Regions from separate parts of the Homo sapiens genome. Here region 1 is linked to region 2. A link is an interaction called in ENCODE POLR2A ChIA-PET data of the cell type or tissue named here. Cell type or tissue: K562. All regions are shown on one strand.

Evidence for each region. ChIA-PET counts read pairs that join two places held together with the same protein. Peaks named below come from ENCODE experiments on the same cell type or tissue, not always from the same donor. Only the 100,000 strongest peaks of a DNase experiment are listed, where the experiment ranks them.
Region 1: POLR2A ChIA-PET joins it to region 2 with 7 read pairs; 2 of 35 experiments call an interaction of 5 or more read pairs at or near these places.

Annotation. Positions count from the first base shown.
Region 1 is chr21:37,453,591-37,458,590 of GRCh38, forward strand. The region is part of intron 2 of DYRK1A (dual specificity tyrosine phosphorylation regulated kinase 1A); the gene reads left to right. Among named protein-coding and RNA genes, the nearest start is that of KCNJ6-AS1, 63 kb to the right of the region's middle. RefSeq lists enhancers at 3,249-3,762, 3,763-4,274. In K562, no CTCF peak of the experiment used is centred here; a DNase peak (open chromatin) is centred at 2,001.
Region 2 is chr21:37,598,106-37,603,105 of GRCh38, forward strand. All of the region lies in intron 1 of KCNJ6-AS1 (KCNJ6 antisense RNA 1), which reads left to right. Among named protein-coding and RNA genes, the nearest start is that of KCNJ6-AS1, 82 kb to the left of the region's middle. In K562, no CTCF peak of the experiment used is centred here; no DNase peak of the experiment used is centred here; H3K27me3 peaks cover 2,402 bases.

The DNA.
Region 1 (5,000 bases), 140 kb before region 2:
CAGGTAGATGGGAGGAGAGATGCCTTGCTAGTTACTTCCCTGAAGGATAATCTTCAGTTACATTTTAAGAGACTTAACTCCAGTTTGTTTGGCATAAACTTCTCATTGAAATGTATTATAACTCTTCCTTCCCCACATTTTAGGTGCTGGTTAGTTGAGGGTCATTTTTAAAGTCTTAAGGTGTTTCCCTAGTGACTTAACAAAAGAAAGGAAAATAAAAGCCTCTTTTTTTACGTACAAAATAGGAAAAGTCTTATTGGTGTATCTCAACATCTTTACTTTGGTATCACTCAGCTAGAAAAATAAGTACTTTCTATACTAAAAATTGATTTACTGAATCTGATTTTTAGCATTATTATATTTGGAGTTGTATAAATTATATATTTTGCAGTCAATATAAAATAAGGTTATTTTCCCCACTGTTGTCCCTCAGTCTTTACATACTTGAGTCCTCAATCTCCTACATTGTCTTTCATATTATGAGATGTAGTCTCCTTTTTTTTTTTTTTTTTTTTTTTTTGAGACAAGGTCTCACTGTGTTGCCCAGGCTGTAGTGCAGTAGTGTGATCACAGCTCACTGCAGCCTCGACCTCCTGGGCTCAAACGATTCTCCTACCTCAGCCTGCCAAATAGCTGGGACTATAGGCGTGCGCTACCATGCCTGGCTGATTTTTAACGTTTTTGTAGAGATGGGATCTCTCTGTGTTGCTCAGGTTGGTCTTTTAACTCCTGGGCTCAAACCATCCTTCTGCCTCGGCCTCCCAAAGTGCCGGATTGTAAGTGTAAGCCACCGTACCTGATCTCCATTACTTTGAGTAACAAAGTCTTATTTGAGGTTGACACATAGACATGGAGCAACCTCTGTCAATAGTAGTTTTGGATGCTTATGGAGGTCACTTGATGGAATGAGTCTAAAAAGTGAAGCAATGAAATGTAACAGATTTTTTAGGTTATGACCTCACATTTTCAGGTAATGATATTCTAAATCTTTCAAAAAATCATTTTAAAAAGTATTGTTGTAAGTGAAAATAATTAATGTACCTATTGGGTTAATGGAAAACACCACCTTTCTGATGTTAAAAAATTTTATCTCATTGTTACTTGAGATAAAATATCCAGTTATAGTATTTTACAGGGATTCAGTAAGTGTTGTATCTAAAACAACTTAGAAGTTAAGATTATGTGCTGCGGAAAACCAGATGACTTAAAGAGGATTTAATGACGACAAAGATGCTGATGTTAAAGATGGAGTAGGCTTTCCACTATATTGAGAAGGGCACCTTATCCAGACAGATTTTAATAAGTGAGATTGGTCTTATCTCTTTGCTTTTGGGACAGCTTTATATTCCTGAGTGTGCTGTGCTCAGCCAGATGTGATAATGTCAAAGCCGGTAGTGATTGTAGAGATGGTTATTCAGGGGTGGTCACCTTTTTTTTTTTTTTTTTTTCGTGCCCCAGCATACTTGAGCAGGTTAGGTTACATTCTGGCAAAAAACAGGCTCCCAGGACAATTCTTGGGAGATGGGGGAGGGAGAGAGTGGTGTATATATTTTGAAGAGGTCTTAACTACACAGTGATTCTACCCCTGTGTGTGAGGGCCTGGGCTCTTTGGACAGATGACATGTTTTTTCCAGTGTTATGGAGTTAACCTTAGAGCTGGGACCAGAACCCTGGACTTGCTCCTTGTGCCAGTTTTAATTTTCTCAGCCACACCCTTTTCTTTCCTTTTATTTTGTACCCTTTTTTCTTACTATTTTCAATAGAATTTTAAATGTCATATGTTTAATAAGATGGAAACTGCTGATATAAATCAAGAAGCAGTCTTTAAATTTTAAATAATGGTACATTTATGGAGACATTATCAACTAATTTAATTTCTTTTTCTGACTTTTTAAGTCACCTCTTTTTTCCAAGTCACCATGGCTTGGAACCGCTGAGTCATTCTTGAATCCAGCTGTCTCTTATCTGTCGTCCGTATTGAAACAGGTTTTGAAGTCCTGTCAGTCTGCTCTCAGAGTGTCTCTTCATGCATCTCCTTCCTTTCTTTTGCTGACAATTCCCTCCTTAAGGGCTCTCACCGTCCCGTGCTTGGGCTGGTGCAGTAAGCAACTGATAGATCTCTATTTGTGGTTCCTCCTGGTTCCAGTCCACCTTACACATTCGTTCTATCATTTAGCATTTGCCATTTGCCAGGTACCATTTTAAACATTAACTCTTTACTGTTCTTAGTACCTTGAGGTTTAAGTACTGTTATAAACCCATTCTGCAGATGGAAAGGGAGGTATGGATTTAATTGATTTGCCCAAAGCGACACAGAAGTTGGTAGCTAGCTAGTAAATGGCAAAATTGAATCCAGACTCCTTATGGTGTTAATTGCTATAGCTAAAGATGAAACTGGAGTTGTGCCACTCCTTGCACACTTTTATCTGTCACCCTCTTAGGCTGTTTTAGAAAATCCCATGTTTTAGCTTGCCATTCTGTTGACCCAGCCTGCCTTTCTAGCCTTAACTTACCCCTCTGTCTATATTCTATTTTCCAGCCAAATATGAGGTGACGTTTAAGCTGCTACTTGAAAGAGAAGTGGGAGTTAGGCAGAGCAGTAGGGGAATCATGTTTGGGGAAGAGTGAAGAGTGTACTTGAGAGAGTGTGGAGGTGCCTTGGAGGAGCTGGAGCCCAGAGGTGCCCCATGAGAACAACACAGGAGGCTGCAGGTGGAGGTGGGTGCCTGATTGTAGAATGCTTTCTAGTTGTCTTCCACAGGACATTTTTGGGAGCTATTCACAAGATTCATGGCTACCGTGCTCTAAAATTTGATGTGAAGTTCATTTTTCCTGGACTTCTTACTTAATTCCTCTGTCTTTTGGCCCAGCCACCCCTTTGCCAGTTTACACGGGTGATGAGCAGGCTGTTTGGAAAGAACGTCCTCGAGCAGGGTGCTGTTTCCTAACCCTGCGTCTTTTTCCCCTCTGAGATCAGTTTATCTTTATTCACTTGCAGGTGTTCAACAATCTTGTCTTTTATGGGGAATTTCTAATGTGTCTTGAGCACTTTCCCACCCTCCTATCTTGGAGGCATGGTTCAGAGTGGAAAAGGGCGCGGGCCCACCTACCTCTGGCCTTCCCACCTCAGCCACCATGCTTAGGGCCGTGGTGGAGTGCTTGACCTCTTTGTGTGTACAATGCAATACATGCTGGAATAATGCCACCTTATGCATAGGGCTTTTGTGGGTGTAAGGGCATACCGGAACAAGTTGGCATAGAATAAGAGTTCAGTGAATGTTGTCACTACTTTTTATTACTTTTTAATTGTGAAAAACTCACAGATTCTGTAATAAAGGGTCATAGAAACCTGCTTTATCCATACTATCATTACTGAGAATACTTTCTGGTTTGGAAAATTTGCTTGAGAGGTAAAAAGAAAATTTACTTACTTACTTACTTACTTACTTATTTATTTATTTATTTATTTATTTATTTATTTATTTATTTATTTAGTAGAGACAGAATCTCGCTCTGTTGCTCAGGCTGGAGTGCAGTAGCACGATCCTGGCTCACTGCAAACTGACTCCTGGGTTCAGGTGACTCTTGTCTCAGACTCCGGAGTAGCTGGGACTACAAATGCATGCCACCACACCTGGCTAATTTTTGTATCCCCCCCGCAAGACAGAGTCTCACTCTGTTGCCCAGACTGGAGTGCAGGGGCACGGACTCGGCTCACTGCAACCTCCACCTCCCGGGTTCAAGCTATTCTCCTGCCTCAGCCTCCCTAGCTGAGACCACAGGCGTGTACCACCATGATCGCCTAATTGTGTGTGTGTGTGTGTTTAGTAGAGGTGGGGTTTCGCCATGTTGACCAGTCTGGTCTCGAACTCCTCGCCTCAAGTGATCCGCCTGCCTCAGCCTCCCAAAGTGCTGGGATTACAGGCATGTGCCACCGCGGCTGGCCTTTTGTGTTTAACTTTTAAAGCGTCTCTGGTCAGATGAATATTTTGCCTTTTGGGTATTTTTAAATGGAAAATTTATGTAAATAATCAGTGTTTTAATTAGAATCACAAAGCCAAATGATTGCCTCATTGGATAATTTTAAGTATTATGCTGCAATTCAATATAGGTACCAAGTACTTAACTAGACTTAAAAATATCTTGTATGTTTAACAGCTGTTTAGCTAGAACTAAAAAAGAGCAAGTCCTCTATGTGTATGCTTCTCCCCTTTTCTCCCTGGGATGGGAGAAGGAAAAAGTTAATTTTTTTCCCCCTTGACTGCTGTTGCTGTGCCTGCTTTAGAAGAAGACAGAGGTAAAGATCAGGGAAGGCAACTTTGTTTCCAAAGAAACATTATGTGCCTGAAACTTAGTAACACCTTCAGACACTTCTTAAAATGGCTTGGTTATGGCATAGCTGAAGGTCTGAGGCTGTGGTAGGTAACCTTCTGCCTGTGTTGTATTCCTGGCCGCCTCTGTGTGTTCTGACCCTGCTCCTCTAGAGAGGAAAGCAGCTAAGCAGGCACCTTTCAACTTTTGAATGGCTTCATAGTATTACAGCATTTAGATGTGTTGTGCCATTCCCCCTCTTTTTGTACTTACGGGTTTCTTGGAAGACAGCTGTAATATGCCTGTAGGCACGCTAGACAAAGTTATGGTCAAGGGGGCGGTAGGGGAGGGCATCTGGGTAATTTACTGTGTGTGTGTGTGTGTGTGTGTGTGTGTGTGTGTGTGTACATATACATATGTATTATATTTTAAAAATTTTACATAACTAGTATTTCACTATCTTTTTGATTTTGAAAAAAATGAACTAAGTTGAACTTTAACCACCATTTATTAAAACATTTCTTTTAAGCTCTAAACAGAGGCTCCAGATCGTCTTTGAGGCACATTTCCTGTCCCCTGGCAACTCTGTGTGTAACGTTTCAAACCCAAGGCATTGTACAAGGGAGAGGAGTACTTTGGGTTTACATGGTTGAGGGTGATGATGAATCCTCTTATTTCATGTGTAAGAA
Region 2 (5,000 bases):
GGGGAGCTAATTTGAAACTTCCTTCTGTTTCTTTCTTGTTCTGGACGTGTGCGTTACGATGTTATCACCAACTCTCCAGCAGCAGTGGGATGAGCTGGGAAGTTCATCATCATTTCTATGACTGATTGAGATTTGATTCTGTCTGATTTCATGCCTGCATGGGCACATTTTTCAAACAGTGTGTGGTCGGCCCGTTCCTCGTATTCATTCATGGCTTCTGTGTGAGGAACCTGTGGTCAGTGTTAAGGGGACAGTGTGACCAGCAGGGATGATAAAGCTGTGGGCATCTTAGTGAGGTTCTTGGGGTAGCTCCTCACCCCTTGATCACCCCAAGGGCCACGTGGCTTGCCCCTGAACCTCCCTTCGCGTCCAGCTTCCTGGGCTGGTCAAACACTGATTCCAAAGGAACACTCACACGTTGGTCTGCTTGAGGGCTGCAGAATCGTGTGTGGAAGTTTGGCAGCTCCTTGGCAAGCCTGCTCCTTCCCCAGCAAATGGAAACACCATTCTGAACACCTGGGCATTGTCTCTGATGTCCCTTTTCATCTCCCTACTCTCACACAATCCAGCTGCCTCTCTGCCTTCCACGGATATTAAGAACGTCCACCATCTCCTGAGTCCAAGCCCTTCTCACTCACCTCTTTCTTGAACTAATTTCTTTCTGTTTTTTTCCAGTCCTCCCTTCTGTTCATGTCTCTCCTCTGCACACTTCCATTTTCTGGTTCAGAAAATGTCACCGTCCCAGTCACACTTGCCTTATGGCTGTTGTGTCATAAATACAGTTGACACTTGAACAACATGGGTTTGAACTGCATGGATTCACTTATACACATATTTTTTCAATACAAATATATTTAAAAATTTTGGAGATTTGCAACAATTTGAAAAAACTTGCAGATGAACAGCATAGCATAGAAATATTGAAAAATTAAGAAAAAGGTATGTCATGAATGCATAAAACATATGCAGATACTAGTCTATTTTAACCTTTACTGCCATAAAATATACACAAATCTATTATAAAAGGTTAAAGTTTATCAAAGCTTATGCACACAAACACTTATAGACCATATAGGGAGCCATTCAGTAGAGAGAAATGTAAGCGAACGTAAAGGTGTGCTATTTAATCACAACTGCATACACACTGTACCACTGCACTAATTTCAGAGCCACCTCCTGTTGTGATTGTGGTGAGCCCAAGTGTTGTGAGGATCTGCTTAAAATGCCATGTGATGCTCATCCTGTCTGTGTGAGCAGTTCATTTCTCCAGGAGATCGTGCATCGCAGGAAAAAGTGATCTCTCGAGTGTCCTGTGTATTTTATGTCGTGTCTGGTGCAATATTGTAAACATTGAATAACATCATGGGACCCATGCGAAGTTCCACTAGTGGTGCTGGAAGTGCTCCCAAGAAGCAGACAAAAGTCATGACATGCCAAGGAAAAGTTGACTTGCTACAGAACTCGGATTGAGGCCTGCCGCTGTGGTTGCTGCCATTTCAGACAGATGATCCAGCTTGTAAACAGATGACATAAACTTATGGTATTGATAATAGGGCATAGCACTGTCCATGTACTTTCTCTTCCTTATGATTTTCTTAACAATGTTTTCTTTTTTTCTAGTTTACTTTACTGTAAGAATACAGTCTGTAATGCATATATGAAATGTGTGTTAACCGTTTATGTTATGGGCTTCCAGTCAATTATACTACTAATAACTTCCAGGCTATTAGTCAAATTTTTAGGGAGTCAAAACTTATATGTGAATTTTTGACTGTGTAGGGGTCCTGCGTTCTTCAAGGGTCAACTGTGCACCGCACTGGGTGGCTTAAACAACAGAAACGTATTCTCTCATGGTTCTGGAGGCCAGAAGTCTGAAATCAGTACTACTGGGCTGAAATCAAAGTGTTAACTGAGCCCCTCTCCCTCTGGAGGCATCGGGGGGAATTCCCTTCCTTGTTTCTTCCAGTTCTGGTGGCCTGTGGCCTTCCTGGGTTGCGGCCACATCACTCTGATCTCTGCCTCCTTCTCCTCTGTGTGTGTTCTGGATCTGCCTCTCTCTTATAAGCTACATGTGATGGCACTTAGGGCCCACCTGGATAACACAGGATAAGCTCCTTCTCTCAAGAATCTCTACCTTATCACTTCTTTTGCCATATAAGATAACAGTCACAGGTTCTGAAGATTAGGAAGTGAATCTACATGCAGGGGCCCCTTGTTTTGCCTGCCACCACCACCCTACTTCAAGATGGCACCCTTTCCCCTCCAGCTTCCTTTCTCTGCTTTATTTCCTCTCATAACATTGGGAATAAGGAAACAGAAAGCTCCAGGGTTTCTTAGCAGTCAGTCCCTGGAGTTGGTGAATTTTAGGCACTAAAATGCCCAAGAACTGTAATGCACCAAGAACTGATGGCCTCTGTATTGGTCGGGGTAAAGAAGCCACTCAATGGATTTCAGGTCTGAAGGGCTTAGTTAGGGAGTTAGGGGCTTGCCTATCTCCTGGGAGAGCTGGAGGAGAGAAGGTCAGGACTTGTCTCTCCTGAGGCACTGAAATATCTGGGTTTCAGAAAACTGGAGTGACTCCCAGGGTCTCTGGGCAGTTTGCAACAACTTTCTCCAACTGCAGCAGCAAAGTAGGCGATGTCGAAGAGTTTACCAGATGGCCGTGGAGTCTCATGTGTCTGCTTGCAGCTGTTTTGGGACAAGAGGGGCTTCTCCTTCTCTCCTCTTTCTAGGCTTCACACAAGTTCCTCTCATGGACAGACTCACCCAGAACCAGACAGGGATGGAGAGTTGGTAAAGGTAATTCCTGGCTTCCTTGAGATGCAAAGGGGAGTGTAGAAGGTAGTGGCACTGGTGATGCAGGCTGACCTCCCATCTCCAGCCCCACAAACAGTGGGGAATCATTCGCATGTCCTCACAACACAAGTGTCACCGTGTTTATTTCTCAATACTTCTGCTTATCTTTAAAATGCACTCATCCATTCGTTGGCTAGAATAGATTGAATGCTTACTCTGGACAAGGCATGGCTTCCACTGAAATGCATGTCTGGCTCATATATTTGCTCTGGGGAATTCTTCCCTAGATCTCCTTTCCCTTACTCTCTGCTCTTCCCTCACTTTCTTCTCTTTTCTCCCATTCTTTCATTTTCTTTCCCTTTTTCTTTTCTCCTGATTCAATGGTGAACTTTTGTGAAGTCCCGTTTAAGTCTTCATTCACTCAATTCATAAACATGCCTTCCCTTTTTTTCTGTATCATTCAAGGATTTTGGATGCAAATAAGAAAGCTTGAACTCTGGTTGGGAAGTAAACTCTACATTTTGAACTGCATATACTCATTGTCATGTCCTCTGTTGGAAGTGCTATTCCCTTGGGTACCAAGATCTCTAAACAAGCAGACCCTATAGGTTGTAGGATAAGATGCAAACATTTTGCAAATGGGTCTTAGATGTAGTCCTGAGATGCCCCATCTCCACTTCCTCTCCTTCTTCCCATTCCCATGTCTTCCCGTAATGGGAGAAATAGTCTCATATCACACAGGTCACTGGCTCAGCATGCACACTGTATCCTGTGAGATGGCCCTCAATCTTGCAGGGTGTAGCCTCCCAGTTGATGGTGTAACTGAGTCTTCAGTAGGCCTCTTCATGAGCCTAGCTGATTGTGAATAATGGGTACATGGTCAGGCTTGTGAATTCCATAGGCACCTGGTCATTGCCTTAGTTCTTCTGCTGGTGTGATACCAATAATGTGATAAAGTGAATCCTTGTTCAGAAGCAGTGTCATGTCTGATACTGCGACAGTAAGAAAGGTGACCAGTAGGGCCATGTGCGATGGTGTTGGTATAAGTGAGGGTGTTGGAAAAAGCAAGCCGAAATCAGAGTAAGAGTCTCTTCCAGTGAGAATGTATTGCTGGGGTGATGGAGTCCCAGTGAAACAACTGGTTGCCAGGTAGCTGCCATATTGGTCTAGAATTGAGTGTTCACACGTGGTTACTGCATTGGAAAATTAAGTACTCAGTGGTGTAGCAGCTGAGTCAGCCTTGGAGAAGGAGCTGTCTGTATTTTTGAGCTCATGAATAGGATCCATCCTGAAACCATGGTCCCTTTGTTGCTGGGTTCCCAAGCAAGCACAATGATGGTTGGGGAGGTTGGTGATTGACAGTCATAGGTAGCAGGGCCTTAATACAAATGATCGGGACCCTTCTCCGCAGTAAAGACTTATTGGTGAGCATTTGCGTGGACCACAGGTATTCGCACACCCAGCGCTCATTCCTAAGGGTCTTCTTTCTGAATTTATTGACGCCAATCATCCAACTGTGCTTCTTCCAAGACCCTGGCTGCCCAGTCAAACCAATAGTCACTGCCTATGTTCTGGTCTAGCTATTTCTTCCCCTAGGCAAAGTAGACAATGAGAGAACCCTTGAAGTTATGTCTACTAAAAATATTTACCTTCTCCACCATCTTTCAGAATCATCTCTGGTTTGTTTTGGGAAATGTTTAACAACAGGCTCTCTGGAAAAATAGAAGCTGTAATTTGTAGTATTTGCCAATTTCTGTGGTATAAATATTCCCACAGTCACCAGTCTCAAGCTACTGGCTTGACGTCACTGACTGCAGAGTTGGGAAGAGAGGTGCCATTGTCTTCCATTAGATAGCATTTCCACCAGGCATATACAATAGATGTCAGTGACCTCAAGAACAGAGATAATAGTGAAATACATAAAGCGATGAAGAAGAGATGAATTTTGAGTATTTTTTTTAAATCTTTGTTTTAAAACATAATTTATTTAATTGTAAGTTTATATAATTTTGTTTTTAATAGTGGTTGTGTTTAACAACCAGCCTGCAAAATTCCTGGAAGAATTTCGGTTGGCTCTTGTGAACTGGTCCCAGCCGGCTCCAGCTCAACACTGGCTGTAATGCTGCAGTGTTCGTCCCACTGCTGGCTGGGGCATACGTGGTTGGCAGTGCTACCAGTAAATTGGGCCCCTTTTTTTTCTCGCC